Linked DNA regions of Homo sapiens: region 2 is linked to region 1. The links are chromatin loops, found by intact Hi-C in ENCODE. Cell type or tissue: mammary epithelial cell. All regions are shown on one strand. Links, peaks and the distances in the headings refer to the core of each region. The heading gives the core; the rest is flanking DNA.

Region 1 (8,330 bases), core at 136-8,135:
TATACTCATGTGAATTTCACTATATGTAAATTATATCTTAAAAATGGGGAGGTTGGGCATGATGGCTCATGCCTGTAATCCTAGCACTTTTGGAGACTGAGGCAGGCGGATCACTTGAGGCCAGGAGTGCAAGGCCAGCCTGAGCAACATAGCGAGACCCTAACTCTAATTTTTTTTAAATGGGGGGAAAAGCGCACACGTATACAAATATATGCACAGGATGCTAACTTTAGCTTAAAAACTGGGGCCGGGTGAGGTGGCTCACGCCTGTAATTCCAGCACTTTGGGAGGCCAAGGCGGGCAGATCACCTGAGGTCAGGAGTTCAAGACCAGCCTGGCTATCATGGTGAAACCCCGTCTCTACTAAAAAAATACAAAAATTAGCCATGTGTGGTGGCAGGCGCCTGTAATCCCAGCTACTTGGGAGGCTGAGGCAGGGAGAATTGCTTGAACCCGGAGTGTGAAAGTTGCAGTGAGCTGAGATCGCACCACTGCACTCCAGCCTGGGCGACATAGTGAGACTCTGTCTCGGAGAAAAAAAAAAAAAAACTGGGCTAGGCGTGGTGGCTCGTGCCTGTAATCCCAGCACTTTGGGAGGCTGAGGTGCGCGGATCCCGTGAGGCCAGGAGTGCCAGACCAGCCTAGCCAACATGATGAAACCCCGTCTCTACTAAAAATACAAAAAAATTAGCTGGGCGTGGTGGTGAATACCTGTAATCCCAGGTACTCGGGAGGCTGAGGCAGGAGAATCTCTTGAACCCAGGAGGTGGAGGTTGCAGTGAGCTGAGTTTGTGCCACTGCACTCCAGCCTGGGCAACAGTGAGACTGTCTCAAAACAAACAAACAACTGGAAACCATCTATGTCTATCTATTTTTAAAATGTTTAAATAAAAGGCAACCAGGAAGAGAGAGGTGGCAAAGTTTCAAAGGTGGTAGATATTTCTGCCTTTGCACTAACCTCATCTAGATTTTTCTCTACACCTTCCTCTATCCCTCAACTCCTTACTCTCTAGGTCCCTTTTCTGATTCTGGATGCTCAGCCTAACAGCTAAAATTTGCATTAAAAAACCCCTGAATATCTGACCATTTTCCAAAAAGCTGGATTAAGTCACTCTAAAGTTTTGGAGAACTGCAACCATTTCCAAGTTATCTGGATTATTTGTCTCCTGGTCTCTGGGTCTCTGGCCCCATTTGCCTGTAACTCAGCAGAATTTATTAGGCATCTACCTGGACAGGAAGCATTTTGGTCATCAGAGAGCAAGTTATAAGTATACACACACACACACACACACACACACACACACTCCAGACTGAAATACTATTTAACAAAATGTTTGTGGGTTGTGGGATTATAGATCTTTTTCTGTGCTTTCTGGCATTTTCCCAAGAGTTCTACACAGTGCATGCATTACTTTTACGGTTTCAAAAAAAGATTTTTTAAAATTAAAAAACAGTTCTGAATGAAAAAAGGGGTTGGATCTTGGGTAAATGTGGGTAGAGAAGGGGTATTAACTTTTTACCAGACCATTCATTCTTCCATTCATTCAACAAATGCTCCCGAGCATTACAACAGGCGCTCAGATGCGATTCCTGTCTTCGTGTTGCTTATATTCTAGAGGGGCATATATGTGTTTTGCGTGGCTGGACACAGTGCTCCTGGGGGACACTGGAGGGAAGACAGGCACCTGGCATGTGGGGCCATGGTGAGGGGTCTGGATAATAATCTGCAAGTGATGAAATTACACTGATCGGATCTTACAAATAGTTGCTTATACAATGTTACTGTTAGTCTTTAGAGCTTGTTTTGAAGGTGTAAAGTCCAAATTATTAAGCACTTAACTTCATCCCGCACCCGGGCCCAGTTGTGACTTGCTTAGACATACTTCCTTGTTAGGCAGCTTCTACATGACTCACTAAATCTCTGCAAGTATGCAGGCTGTTTCCTTCGCTTGCTCTACTCCCAGGGCAAACCTCACCTTAAATATTTTACTCCTGACTCTAAAATACATTTCATAATCTCAAGTATTTTAACAAAAAAGCCGGTGTCCAAACCTCTGTGACTCCCTCCGAAAAACCTTCAAGTTCTGCTCACACGTCTAGCCTGGAGAGCCGCATGGAGTAAACTGGGATGTCTCTAGGTCCTCCTTCCACTCCGCCTCTGGTTTGTGATTTGCAATTACAACAATGATCCTCGACTCTGGCTGCCCCTTGGAATCTCCTGGGGAGCTTAAAAACTAAGATACCAGCCGCACCCCAGACCAATTAAATCATATCCTTGGGGGATTAGATGCTAAATTCTATAGGCTCATTATCTCTGTTACCTCTGCAATCTGTCCATTTGTTCTGGCACCTAATTCAGGCCCTCATTACCTCTTAGTTTTGCTAATTAAACAGTATTTTCGTTGTTCTTTCCCTCTCATTTAATAATAGTAGAGGTAGCGGTAGTGGTGGTGGTGACGCTGGGAGTAGTAAGCTAATAGTTATTGAGGACTTATTTTGTGGTAGAGGCACAATTCTAGACTCATTACAATACACTGGCTCATTTTCGCACAACGACTCTATGAAGTCAGTCTCTTCTAATCCCCATTTAATAGATGAGGAAACCAAGGCAAAGAGAGATGAGGTAATTTGCTTGGAGCTGCATAAATAGAAAGAGGTGGATCTGGGATTGCAACCAAGTGTATTATACAGCCTCCCACTCATATACCCTCCTCCCCGGGTGTCTCAGGTTTTGCTCCTGCACGTACACACCTCTCGTTGGAATGAGATGCTCTGCCTCAAAAACTGAGAATGATGGTCTTCTCCCCATCTGTTGAATTCCCAGTTAAGATTTTCTCCCATAAATGTTCCTTAAGTTTTTGAGGCCTGTGTCTGCTTTGCTATATTATAATATAGACTACGGTAATATAAAATTTACTAGAAAACTATCCATGTTGCTATCTATAATGCCATGTGTGGCAACGGTTCATGCTTCTCTGCCCTTAGACAAAATAAGGGACCCCTGCTCCACCACAATGCTGAGTTATTATTTGCAGAGCACACATCTGCAATGGTTAGATGTTTGTTTGGCAGTTGGAACTACGGGTGTAGAACTTTCTTGAGAGTTCTACAGCTCTCTTGATGGGATTTTATATATTTTTTCTGTCACAAACATTGAGAGGAATAAGTGATGATGAAGAGTTGATTTATTTGAATAAAAGTCTAGAAAGAAAATGGAAGCTTCAAAAAGACAAACAACTGATTATGTGTATTAATACAGTATCTTGGAGTCAATGATAAGATTTACAGGAAGCAGAGAGTAGTCAGGCCTTGGCTGTCGGCTGTGTTGCAAAAAAGCAGGAAAATGAGTGGAGTTAGTTATTCGATGGTGACTGAAGCGCTAAGCCGGGCTGCAGTGGAGTGGCAGAATAAAGGAGGTGACAGAGGTGTGGGAAGTCAGGCGGTAAACAATAAAAAAGAAACAGGACGGTGCTCACAGGAACAGGAAGGCTGAACACAGGGTTTTTCTTTCATTTCTCAGAGGATTGCTCTGTGCAAAAGGAAGAATGGGAAACTCAGAGTACACGTGTTAGTTTTGTTTTTTTGTTCACGACAGGGTCTCACTCTGTCACCCAGGCTAGAGTGCAGTGGCACAATCATGGCTCACTGCAGCTCCGAACTCCCAGCTCAGCCTCCTGAGTAAATGGGACTATAGGTGTGAATGACTGCATCTGGCTAATTTTAAAAATTTTGGCCAGGCGCAGTGGCTCACGCCTGTAATCCCAGCACTTTGGGAGGCCGAGGAGGGTGGATCACCTGAGGTTGGGAGTTTGAGACCAGTCTGACCAACGTGGAGAAACCCTGTCTCTATTAAAAATACAAAGGTAGCCGGGCATAGTGGCACATGCCTGTAATCCCAGCTACTTGGAAGGCTGAGGCAGGAGAATCGCTTGAACCCAGGAGGCAGAGGTTGTGGTGAGCCAAGATCGCGCCATTGCACTCCAGCCTGAGCAACAAGAGCAAAACTCCGTCTTTTTTGTAGAGATCTCACCATGTTGCCCAGACTGGTCTCAAACTCCTGGCCTCAAGCAATCCTCCCTCCTTGGCCTCCCAAAGTGTTGAGATTAAAGGCATGAGCCACCATACCTGGCCACTATATGTTAGTTTTTTTTTTTGTTTGTTTGTTTTTTGAGTCACAGAGTCTTGCTCTGTTGCCCAGGCTGGAGTGCAGTGGTGCAATCTCAGCTCACTGCAACTTCCACCTCCTGGGTTCAAGCAATTCTCCTGCCTCAGCCTCACAAATAGCTGGGATTACAGGCGCGTACCACCACGCCGATTTTTTTTTTTTTTTTTTTGAGATGGAGTTTTGCTCTTGCTGCCCAGGCTGGGGTTCAATGGCACAATCTCGGCTCACTGCAACCTCTGCCTCCCGGGTTCAGGCGATTCTCCTGCCTCAGCCTCCTGAGTAGTTGAGATTACAGGTATGCGCCACCATGCCTGGCTAATTTTGTATTTTTAGTAGAGACAGGATTTCTCCACATTGGTCAGGCTGGTCTCGAACTCTCGACCTGAGGTTATCTGCCTGCCTCAGCTTCCCAAAGTGCTGGGATTACAGGCGTGAGCCACCACGCCCGGCCTCATGTGTTAGTTTTTAAAGGGAAATAACATTCTTGAAAAGTAGATGGAGATGCGACAATATGCAGAGAGAAACTAAGACAGAGGACCCAGCCATCTCAGGTCTTCAGGAGTGGGCTGGCAGACGGCACAGGAGAGGTAGAGGAAGGCACAGATCTGAAACAGAGATGGCTGCACTGGGGGGAGGTGCAGGGCACGAGCCAGGTCTAGGGTGGGCAGATGTGGTCCGCACATCCTCCACCAGGGCTGACTGGCACCACTAGAGGGCACCCGCGCCTCGTGCTTGGCTATCCCAAGTGGGACTCTGGGCCAAAGCCACTACCCTGGCTTATGCCTGAGGTGTGGAGTGCTTGTTCAACAGCAGCTTGTGCCTTGGCGACTGGCTGCAGAACCTGCTGCCTTTCCCGGATGGCTGGTCCCGCACTCACGGTTCCTTCCACTGTCATCCTTGCCTGACTCCCTGGTGATGGCTGTGACAATCACCTGAGAGCTGCATGTGGCATCCCACTGTAGATCCCACTGTAAACTCCCAAGGGCTCCACAGGAGCAGGTCTCCTGATTACTGGAAATCATACAGGCTCCCTGCACCCTTATTTATTTAGCTTTCTGCACATATCTTCTTTCTCTTCTGCTAGACTCTAAGCTTTTAATGAATAAGAATTATCAGTTTTTTTTTTTTGAGACAGAGTCTCGCTCTGTCACCCAGGCTGGAGTGCAGTGGCGCGATCTCGGCTCACTATCAGCTCCGCCTCCGGGGTTCACACCATTCTCCTGCCTCAGCCTCCCTAGTAGCTGGGACTACAGGCGCCCGCCACCACGCCTGGCTAATTTTTTGTATTTTTAGTAGAGACGGTGTTTCACCGTGTTAGCCAGGATGGTATCGATCTCCTGACCTCGTGATCCGCCCACCTCGGCCTCCCAAAGTGCTGGGATTACAGGCGTGAGCCACTGCGCCCAGCTATCAGTATCTCTTAAAATGTCCTATGAGATGAAGTAATGTCTGGGATTCACTTTAAATCCCCTATGTAGCAGGAGGGAAATTCTGGGTGAAGGGAACATGGGGATTCATTATGTAATTCTCTCTACTTTGATACATCTTTAAAATTTTCTGTAATTAAACTTTAATAAACATCATAGAAGCCCAACGCCTAATACCTAGTACAGGGCAGTAACAGTGAAGTCCTATGTCTGCTCGTCTGTAAAATGCATAGGTCATGCAGGATGAGGGTCCCTTCTAACCGCATTCCCTGATTCTGAGGCTCACTGTACAGTCGGCGAGCACCAGTTAGCTTGTGGGGTGAGTGCATCTTAAGGCAAGTGTTGACCCAAGCACCCAGGAAAAGCCCAGGAAAGTAGGATATCTGGTTCTGTTCCAGGAGCATCTCTTATCAGCTTTGGGTTTCAGTCCTTTGCATGTCCTGAGGAGGCCAGAGGTACTGCTTGGATCCACTGCTCCTGTCTCCCAGGATTGTCCAGACCCTCCTTTCCAGCTGGTATTGCCACAGGGCCTGGCAGAAGAGGCTCGGCTGCCCTGAGGAGCATTTGTTTGCATACGTCCTATTGAATTCTTTCCTATAACATCCTGTACAGAAGAGCCTCTTCGGCCGGGCGCGGTGGCTCATGCCTGTAATCTCAGCACTTTGGGAGGCCAAGGCTGGCGGATCACGAGGTCAGGAGATCGAGACCATCCTGGCTAACACAGTGAAACACCGTCTCTACTAAAAATACCAAAAATTAGCCAGGCGTGGTGGCACATGCCTGTAGTCCCAGCTACTTGGGAGGCTGAGGCAGGAGAATCGCTTGAACCTGGGAGGCAGAGGTTGCAGTGAGCCAAGATTGTGCCACTGCACTCCAGCCTGGGCAAAAGAGCGAGACTCCGTCTCAAAAAACAAACAAAAACAAAAACAAAAACAAAAACAGAAGAGCCTCTTCAACTATTGCCTGGCAGCTATGAGGGAGAAGAGGAGGCAATTCTGGGTAAGCCTCAACAGGACAGAGAAGCCACCCTTGCCCACGTGAAGTGGGCAGCGGGTTCAGATGGCAGCCGGGAAGGATCGCAGGCAGGCTTCTGTGATGAACCAGGGTGAGCAGCCAGGGCCATGGGGGTTGGGGGACGGCTATTCCAATTACAAAACATCTGAGGCGGTGTGGTGTGTGTGTTGAGGTCACAACCCAATTGTTAGCCCCAAGCACTCAGCTCTTCCTCACTGTACTCACACATTTGAGGAAACACTGTTGGACCCCATCTGCTTCAGCGTGATGGCAGAAGGCAGTGGCATGGGATGAGGCCACTAATAGTGGCCCTTTGGTGCTTTAAGGTGAAACAGACTTACCAAGTGTGCTGGAGATGGTGACCTCGTGTCCTTGACTGTGGCGCTGGAGGGGACATCGAGGAGGGGCCATTTCATCTGCAGGTACTGCACAGGGAACAGAAAAGAAAAAGCTGTTGGTGAGATGAGGCCTCACAAGTACTCAAAGTTTGCTGGGCTCTGCTGTTAGGGCACCGGGGCAGGCCATTGGGGTGGCCTGCATTTTCATGCCACATGCCCTGTACTGGGTCAATTTCCAAACGATTATAACAGGAGCGAGCATATATTTACAATCACTACCAGCCTCACCACGCCCTATGTCATTTTGGGGGGGGGGACACGAATGACAACTAAGCTGAACTTTAAGTGGTGGAGAGAACCGATCCATTCCAGCACAACCAATCAACATATTCAAAGAACCTACTAGTGAGGCTCAAGTCCCCTCCCTATGCTGTAGTCATGGACACGCAGGGCTGACCAAGGAGGCAGAGGCTCCCAGATGGCCATCCTGCCCCATCCATTTCCATCACTTACGACATCCACACACAATGCTCCCTACGAAACAGCCATCCAGAAGTATCTGGGAATGAATGAATAAAAGCCATCTGCCTGACACAGAGTCATGGGCAACATCTACCCCAACTCAAGGATGCTGAGCTTTCCTTCATTATAGCGTCTCTCAACCCTGAAAAAGATTACCCAGCACCCCATTCTTTCTCATGTCAGTGCAAAAAACCCAAACCAAACAGTACTTCCCCAACACACACACACACACACACACACACACACACACACACACACACACACAATCTCTCTCTCTCTCTGGCATGGCACAGTCCTTGCCAAGAGCCTAGAAAGAATGAGTTGAGTGGAGCAGCAGTCAGGAGCACTGGGAAGGGCCCTTCTGGGCTCCGGAGCCCTGCATTCATGGGTTCAGGCTCTTACTCTGCCAACATAGGCTGTGTGACCCTGAATGAGTGATTAACAACTCTGAGTCCCAGTTTCAGCATCTGTAAGGCAAGGTTATTATCACTCACGGTACAGGTTGTTCGGACTAGGGACGGTGTCACATATTGAACACAGTGCCTCGCACATGGGAGACATTTGATAAATGACGCCTATTATTTCCATAAGCAAACCATTAGTCTTTGCCAGGAGCAAAAGCACACATGTTGTCTTAGTGTCAACGCTGACAGGTTGCTTCTGGGCAACAGACCCGCAAGCAGCCTCTTTGCAGAATTCTTGAGACTCCTTTGAGAATGAAAGCTGTAACGGAAAGTGGTGGCCCCAGGAAGTTTCACAGAAAGAAGTCTTTGGCTGGGTGCAGTGGCTCATGCCTGTAATCCCAGCACTTTGGGAGGCCAAGGTGGATGGATCACTTGAGGTCAGGAGTTCAAGACCAGCCTG
Region 2 (8,330 bases), core at 260-8,259, 99 kb after region 1:
CCACCACTCGGCACTGGCAGCTTGGCAAGTGTTTCTATATTGTGTGCTGCGTTTCTCCAAATAAGTTATAAGGCTCTTAAAGACTAGTAGAGGTATTTTTCCTTTTCTTCCTTCTTTCTTAACACTTAAAATTGAAGGAGAAATTATAAAGATAACTCAGTTCACTGCACCAGAGTCATTAATGCTGGCAGCAGCCCTCGCCTCAGTTGCTAAGAGCCTAAGCCCCCGTTTCCACTGAAGCTCTGCCACTCACCTTGGGAAGCCACTTAATATTTCTGAGCCTCAGGTATTGCGTCCATAAATGGGAATAATAACCTTTCCTACCTTAAAATGCCTGCAGCACTTACCACTCATACGTGGGTGTATATAACAACAGAACAGCTTAAGTCAGTGAAGTATTATGTACAAAGCTCTTAGTCCAGTAAGTTCCCAATAAATAGAAGATTCTACTATCTCTTTGGCTACTACTGTGACTGCTGCTGCTGTGATCCTTAAACACAATTTTGTAAAACTAAGAAACACAAAGGCTCCTTAGCATCTTGGCCTGTGCTTTTCATTCCCCCATGTTCCTAGGTCAGTCATCAGGTGCCAGAGGTTCCCAGGGTGTTGGCTGCCATATGGTAAGTGTCCATGAAGTCCATTCTCCCATCTCCACATCTACCACCAACTGGTTCCAAGTCAGCACCAGGTCCTGCCCTTTCCTGCAAACCAGCCACCCAAGACTGGCCTCTGCAGAGGCCTATGGTGCTCCTTACTCAGCCTCTCAAATTCCAAATGCAGATCCCTGGCCATCAGCACTCTGTTCTACGGCAACTTCCCACCTTGAAAATGTCCTTCGTCCCTCCAAGATCTCAAAGTCTACTCTCCTTGACCTAAGAGGTGAGCCCAGTCTTTTCAGTAAGGTGATCACACCCCAAGAGGCAAAATATTCTGTGGCCTCTTCAAAGGACAGTAAAGTACATCAGTGTGCCTGGGGCTATATGAAAGGAGCAGCAATGTAGTTCACTCCTTCAACAAGGACTTACTGAGTGCCTCAGGTATGTGGGACTATAAAGATAAAGAAGACAAGGTCTCTACCCTTAAGCAGGGGCTCCAAGAGGTGTACACAAAGATAAAAGCTGAAGGTCAGGACCAAAGATAAGCCCTAGCAGCCCTGAACTTGCTCATTCCCAGCTCACTGCAAGGTATTCCCACCCCTCCCTTCCAGAGGCTCCAAGTGCACAGAATGAATGAACCCCAAGTGGCTGTCCAGTGTCATTCCTCTGGGCTCACTCCCGGGCCCTGGGCTTCTCCAAACAATTGGAGGCAGGCCGAGTGGGCGCATTCTCATGTGCAAGGCTCGCAGCGCCCCTCTCAGCTGATTGTGTCCAGGCGGCCGGGGTCTCGGAGGCGCATGAATGCCCCTGAATGGGCCCTTTCAGCCTGATGGACAGGAGCTGAAAGCTGCACACACACAAAAGCCACTGGGCAGCTGGGAGGGCTCCAGCCCCGGGGTTTGCCCACGGGAAGGGAGGCCGTCCTTCCACAAAGAGCAGTGTGAAGACTTCTCCACTTTTCAATGGCATCCTCTGGCCGCCAACTGTACAGCACCCCTACCCCCACCCCTGATGGTGGTAACAGCAGCAGAGGATGGCACTACATGGAGAAGCCTTAGAGGGCTAGAGGCAGAAATTAAAATCCAACAAATAAATAACAGAATGCCCTTTTCTTTAAGAGCAGGATGGGGATCTGAGCCAAAGGCCCTGAAGGGCGCCTCCATGTGCCCATCATGTACATCTGTAAGCAGCATTCCTGACACCCACAGTGATCTTTAAGGACACAGACTGACCTGAGATTGTCTAACATGTCACCAAGAAAAATGATCTCGAAAGGACACGGCCAATATTTAAATCAGGAATGGAGAGTCCCAATTCTTGTGTCACTCACTTGGTATATTCCAGGAAAAAAAAAATCCCCGAAGCGACACTTGTATTTTTAAATAGGACCAGGAAGGGGAGAATCACCCATCTGGAATTCTTTTAATTGCTTCGGGGGGAAGGGCAGCCTCCACCAGTTGGAGGAGCAGAGAAGTCTATTTACACTGTTGCACACAAATATTTTAAGTTCACAGTCAGGTGGCTACTTTGGAAGGGACGATGCTCTGCTTCTGAGATCACATTACTTTAGAAACACCCCCCCAAAAAGATAATTAAAGATAGTTCCTCCTCATAATGCAATACTATAAGGAGCAATTAAAATTAAATTAGCTTGTCATAATAAAAAAGATGGATTATGTTCTTAGGCTTCCCAACCCGGAGTTAGTAATTCATGGAGAGAAGCCTGTGACCAAGTAGCAGTTTTACTAAGGAAATATTAAACATTCAGACCACTTTTGTGAGTGGACCAAGATACCAGGGAGATACATACCCTGGCATAATTATTGCTTTTGTTTACATTTATTTTATTTTTTAAATAATGGAATGATTCAAACACATAATAAAGGACAGGGAAAAACACAACAAATAAAATCCATCATCCTAAATTCACAAATGTTAACATTTTGTTATGTTTGCTTCAAGACCAGGTTTTTCTAAACAAATAAAATGTTATGAAATCAGATGAAGCCTCCTTTTGCAGAGGCAACTGTATGTCCATATTTTTACAGGTTTGCCATTCTTGATGTGACATAAACAGAATGTAATATTGTTTTAACTTTTTATTTCAAAATGATTATAGATTCATAGGAAGTTGGAAAAAAAGTGTACAGGGAGGTTCCAAGCATCTAGCCTAGCCTCCCCCGATGTTAACGTCTTGCATAGCTAACTAGCATGCTATCAAAACTAGGATATTGAGATTGGCACACTCCACAGAACTTTCTCAGATTTCACCAGTTTTACAAACACTCGTGTGTGTGTGTGTATGTGTAGCCCTATGTAATTTTGTCACATGTGTAGCTTTGTGTAACAACCACAATCAAAATACTAAACTGTACCATTACCACCAGATTCTCTCATGCTACCCCTTTTGAGCAACACCTATCCCTTATTCCCCTCATCCCTAGCACCTGGCAACCACTCATCTGTTCCCCCTCGCTATAATTTTGTCATTTCACGAATGTTATATAAATGGCAAATGCAGTATATAACCTTTGGAGACTGACTTTTTCGTTCAGCATCATTTCCTTGAGGCTCGCCTATATTGTTGCATGTGATCAATAATTTTTTCTTTTTTATTGCTGTATTCCATGGTATAGATATACCACAGTTTGGTCAACCATACACCACTGAAGAACATCTGGATAGTTTCCAGATTGAGGCTATTTTGAATGAAGGTGTTATGAACATTCACATGTATAAGTTTCCTTGTGAACATAAGAGAAAGGCCCTAGAAGAGCCAAAACTATTTTGAAAAAGAATAAAGGAATCTCTCTTCCCAGTGTTAAGGCTTACTATATAGCTCCAGTAACTGTGACAGCATGGTCTTGGTAGAGGGCTAGACATGGAGATCAATGGAACACAATAGAGAACACAAATTGCCCACTTGCTTTTTTACAAAGGTGTAAAAACAATTCAATGGTGAGAGGTAGTCCTTTCAACAAAGTGTGCTACAGCAAGTGGACATCTACAGGAGGGGGAAAAAAATCAACCTCAACCTAAACATTACACCTTATATGAAAAGTAACTCAAAATGGATCTTAAATGTAAGACTTAAGACTTCAATGTAAAACACAAAACTATACAACTTTTAGCAAGAAACACAGGGCACATGAGGACATCTGAGTTCTATAATTCTGGGTACACCAGGAAGAGTCTCTTTCCTTAACATCTCCCCATCTAGTCTGTCCCAGATGACTGAAATTCCGCTATTAGACAGTCATACCTTTGGCTTAAAGGCTCATCCAGAAAATTCTTCTGGGAGAGATAAGAAATGAGAGCTTTGAATCTTGGGGTGAATCAGAGTATCAGGTCTTCTTTAGCTGACAGCTGAGAGGAGGATCTAAAAGGAAGTGAAATGAAAAGGGCACTTGGAGAATGAATGAGGGTGGGAGGGGTAAGAGGAAAAAGATGACGTTCTGACAAGTTCCACCTACTTGACAACAATAAGGTCAGTTCTTCCAAAATGTGTATCTGGTGCTGCATCTTAGTCAGGGCTGGGGGCAGGGGACGGAGTATGTTCACCAAACTACACTCAGCCAACATGTGCAGACATTTATACATGGTATCCACCAACTCACATGCAAAGAAAAGGAGTGTATATACATGTCAAAGGGTGGCAGTTCGTTGTTGTTTACCTTTCCTCATTAGTACAGTACAAATCTAGCTGAGAACAAAGAATTTATATTCCAAACAGGATAAAAGTATGAAAAATGTCTTTATTACCTACCTAGTATTTTCCTTCCTCCGTTTATGACTTCTTTTACATACACGTTTTATGGAATTATTCAGGCAAATGCCTTCTTTGGGACTCCTAACTCTGTGTGCAGCATGGTTGAAGAATGGGATATTCCTGTTACAGATACATCAGGCACATCACCAACTCCCAACGAATCAAATCCAATTGAATGCTTTTAACCCTAAAATTTTCAGGAAACAAATTTATCATCTTTGCTAAATTAGAAGACACAATGGGAGCCATATGGTAATGGTGACCATATTTCCCAAATTATAAATTTATGGCATAGAACCTGAGGAATGCTCATCATGGAAACAACAGGAGTGAAAATTTAAATGCAAGCAGTGTGGGCCCATATGCTCTATGGCTACCATGGCTGCCTGTCCCATTCAAGTGGGATGTGTTCAGAGGAAGCGCTGACTCTGGATGGCGCCCCCTCATGGAAAGGAGGAGCCACTGCAGCTCAGAGAACCTTTAGCTTTTCCATGTTACTTTGATCGGGCTCTAAAATAAAGTCCCCTGCGGCCGGGCGCGGTGGCTCACGCTTGTAATCCCAGCACTCTGGGAGGCCGAGGCAGGCGGATCACGAGGTCAGGAGATTGAGACCATCCTGGCTAACACGATGAAACCCCGTCTCTACTAAAAAATACAAAAAACTAGCCAGGCGTGGTGGCAGGCACCTGTAGTCCCAGCTACTCGGGAGGCTGAGGCAGGAGAACGGAGTGAACCTGGGAGGCAGAGCTTGCAGTGAGCCGAGATTGCACCACTGCACTCCAGCCTAGGCGACAGAGCGAGACTCCGTCTCAAAAAAAAAAAAAAAAAAAAAAAATCCCCTGTGTTGTCTCCTGACTGGGAGGTAAACTCGTATCTCCTGGCAGGCTGCTCCGAGGATCTAAGTCTCAAGTTAAATGAGGCAGCAGTGCATACAAACAGACTAGGAGGCCTCCACCAACATGGGGCTACCCGCACAGTGAGGGCCCTCCCAGTTCTGACCACCTTCCTCTCTATCAGCCCATCACAAAAACCCGCCACAGGCGTGAGCTGCCACTTCCTAAGATGTCCTAACCCCAAGCCAGGGACTGCCACAACCTCAGCAGAGTGTGGTGTGTCAGGCTGAGACACATCCTCTCTCTCCAATGCAGCCTCCCCAGAAAACCCACAAGCAGAGATAGACAGGACAACCCTCTCTGGAGCTGGGCCACATAAACAAGCGAGCTTCCATGAGGAGCTCTGGCTGCCCTGTGGTTCAGTGTGAGACTATCGGCTGGCTCCTGCTTGAGACTGGCTCTACCTGTGTGACCCCAGACAGCTCATTTAACCTCTCTCTTCTCTGTGCCTCCCATTTCCTCTTCTGTAAGACGTGATGTTGCTGAGTGTGGTGGCACTTGCTTGTAGTCCCAGCTAATGGGGTGGCTGAGGCAGGGGGATCGCTTTAGCCTAGGAGTTTGAGGCTACAGTGAGCTACGATAGCACCACTGCACTCCAGCCTGGGTGACAGAGCAACACACCATCTCTTAAAAAAAAAAATGCTGTGATGCAGATTCATGAGTTCAAACGCTGGCCTGGCACAGAGTAGACCCTCAATACAGGCTGGTTATTACGTCACTTATCATTACTAGGGCACACTCTCCTGAAGCTAATTTCTCAGGCGTCGCTAAGTCCTTGCCCAGGTAGTCACTTTCCTAAGAAACATGAAATTCTTCATCTGGGGCTATAAAAGATCTTGAATGGTGGAAGAGAACAAGCTCTAGATGTGGAGTCAGAGAACTAAGACACAGGTAGAACCTGTCACTGAACTTTGCTGTGACACCCTGGGCCAGGCCCTTGACTCTCTGAGCTTGTTTCAGTCAGAAACAAAACAGATTGGCTGCTAAGAGTCTTTGCCTTGTAAGGGTGCTGTGAGGATCAGAAGGGATCACTCATGTGACAGCCCAGCCCGCCTGGCCAAACTGAACAGCAAAGACCTAGCCCAGGTAGAAGAGAGGGGAGCACAGCCGTTAGTTTCCCTAGCCTTGTCCCGCCCCTATACCAAGGGCAGGGAACATCAGCAGGGCCACCTCAGTCTAAGCACAGCAGCATCCCCTGAGAGAGGGTCCAAGTGCTGCAGCCTTGTCCTTACACACCATGAAGATGGGCCAAGAAAAGGGTAGGTTGATGAGATCATCTTCTGCGGAGCTCTCCAGGTGAGGAATCTGGCCTTCCACCTGCATGCTCCAAGGGCTGGGGCTGCAAAGAGACTTCATAATCACCAGCATCATCTAGACACCAGAACCACCAAGGACTATAGACCTATTTCCTGAAAGCTGGCTCTTAAATTTGCTCCTTGTCCGCTCATTCTCCTCCAATACCCAATCTGAAACTGCTTCCGGGTTACCTTCCCCACGGAAGGTCCCACAATCTTCAGGCGGACTCCACTTTCCCGAACACTGCCTCTCCCCTGCCAGCCCCAGCTCTGATACCAGGCCTGGTTCCGCCTTTCTTCCCCGCCTCACTGCCCATCTGCTGACTGCAGCGTCCTCTCCTCCTGCTCACCCAAATCCTACCTGGCCTTTAGAGCTTGGCTAAAGGCTCGCTCCATGGAAAATGCCCTTCCAGATTTCTAACCCACATGGACACCTCCTTTTCTTCCCAAAGTCATTTCCTTAACATGAAATCTGCCAAACTGTGTGAACAGTTCTGGTGCCTACATACCCCAAGACAAAAAACAACCTCACTCCACTGAGAAGAGGAGAGAACTTAGGCCTAGCTTTCCTTCCTGGAATGACACCTTGTATCACCTCTCTTCCCACAACCACGACCCAACTTTACAAAGATTTCAATGGCTGAAATGCCCCTTGACTTTCCCTCTTCTCCAGGCAGAGGCCTCCCAGACCCTTGCTATCATCTGTTTGTCTAAGTCCTGGTGAAACTGCAGCTCCTAGAACTAAGCCTGAAGCTCCAGAAGTGGGTTGAGCAGTACAGAGTTGCTGGAGCCATTCCGTATCCTGAGCTGGGCTCTGTAATGCCACCTCTGGCTAATACACTTGCAGTCTGCACTAAGTCCTCACTTACTTTATTTGGGTTGCTTTTGCCTCTCCAAACAGCCTGGAGTCATGTTCTCTTACATCCTCCAGAATGCTCGGCACAGACATAAACTTGCTGACTCGCCCGATGATTTTCCCCAAAATCAGGGCTGAACTATATATGACATGCTTATTCACCATGGCTAAGATTCTGAATATAAAACACCTACTGCCTTATTCAAGCCAGCAGGGTTATGGGCTCTGAGAGACACCAGGCAGCAAAGACACCAAGAAAGACATGTCAAAATCATGGAAATGTCAGAAGCAAAGTCCATCAGGTCCAATGATGATCTGACTACTGTCTGACGCATTCTTCCCTAGGCCTAGGATATAAAGCTTGGACTAGGGACACCACGGGCCATCCATCCTAGGAACCCAAGTCCTAGGTGACTCCCCTTGGTGCTAGCACAATAGGACAAGTTATACATTAGTAATGACCTCCATTCATGATCTGCCTTCTTGAAAGGCATGTATGCCTATGAGTCAGTGACACTCTTGGCTGACTTGCCCATCCATTTGAAATGCATTTTGATATCTAGTATTTCAGGCAGATACCAGGTTAAACCCGGCTCTGTGCTGCCCCTTTTCACTGTGGCACAGACAATACCATTTGATTTTCCTCCTGGGTGCACAAAAGGACTACATTTCTCAGGCTTCCTTGGAGTGAAGTGGGGCCATTGTGTCTGACTTCTGCTCTCTCACCCCTTGAAGCAGAAGCTCTAGTGAGGAACCACGAAGCCCTAGAGCGGGGATTCTCAGTGCGCTCCCTGGACCAGCAGCATCGGCATCCTCTGAGAACTTGTTGGCAATGCAGATTCTCAGGACCTTTCCTCTGGAGGTGGGGACCCAGCAATGTATTTTCACAAGTCCTCAGGTGATTCTGACACTCCAAGTGGG

What was found. Peaks named below come from ENCODE experiments on the same cell type or tissue, not always from the same donor. Only the 100,000 strongest peaks of a DNase experiment are listed, where the experiment ranks them.
Region 2: a loop joins it to region 1, with 2.0 times the contacts of the local background. A loop is called at or near these places in 6 of 110 quality-filtered maps.

Annotation. Positions count from the first base shown.
Region 1 is chr2:85,282,196-85,290,525 of GRCh38, reverse strand. TCF7L1 (transcription factor 7 like 1) reads right to left here. Exons shown (of 12, transcript NM_031283.3): 4 at 6,948-7,031. Among named protein-coding and RNA genes, the nearest start is that of TGOLN2, 42 kb to the left of the region's middle. RefSeq lists an enhancer at 76-576 and a silencer at 4,833-4,902. In mammary epithelial cell, for the core only: a CTCF peak has its summit at 4,876 (motif pointing right); DNase peaks (open chromatin) are centred at 2,005 and 4,915; H3K27ac peaks cover 2,991 bases.
Region 2 is chr2:85,182,831-85,191,160 of GRCh38, reverse strand. The region is part of intron 3 of TCF7L1 (transcription factor 7 like 1); the gene reads right to left. TCF7L1-IT1 (TCF7L1 intronic transcript 1) reads right to left here and starts at 4,752. Exons shown (of 2, transcript NR_046797.1): 1 at 4,363-4,752; 2 at 3,908-3,975. RefSeq lists an enhancer at 869-1,370. In mammary epithelial cell, for the core only: a CTCF peak has its summit at 4,811 (motif pointing left); no DNase peak of the experiment used is centred there.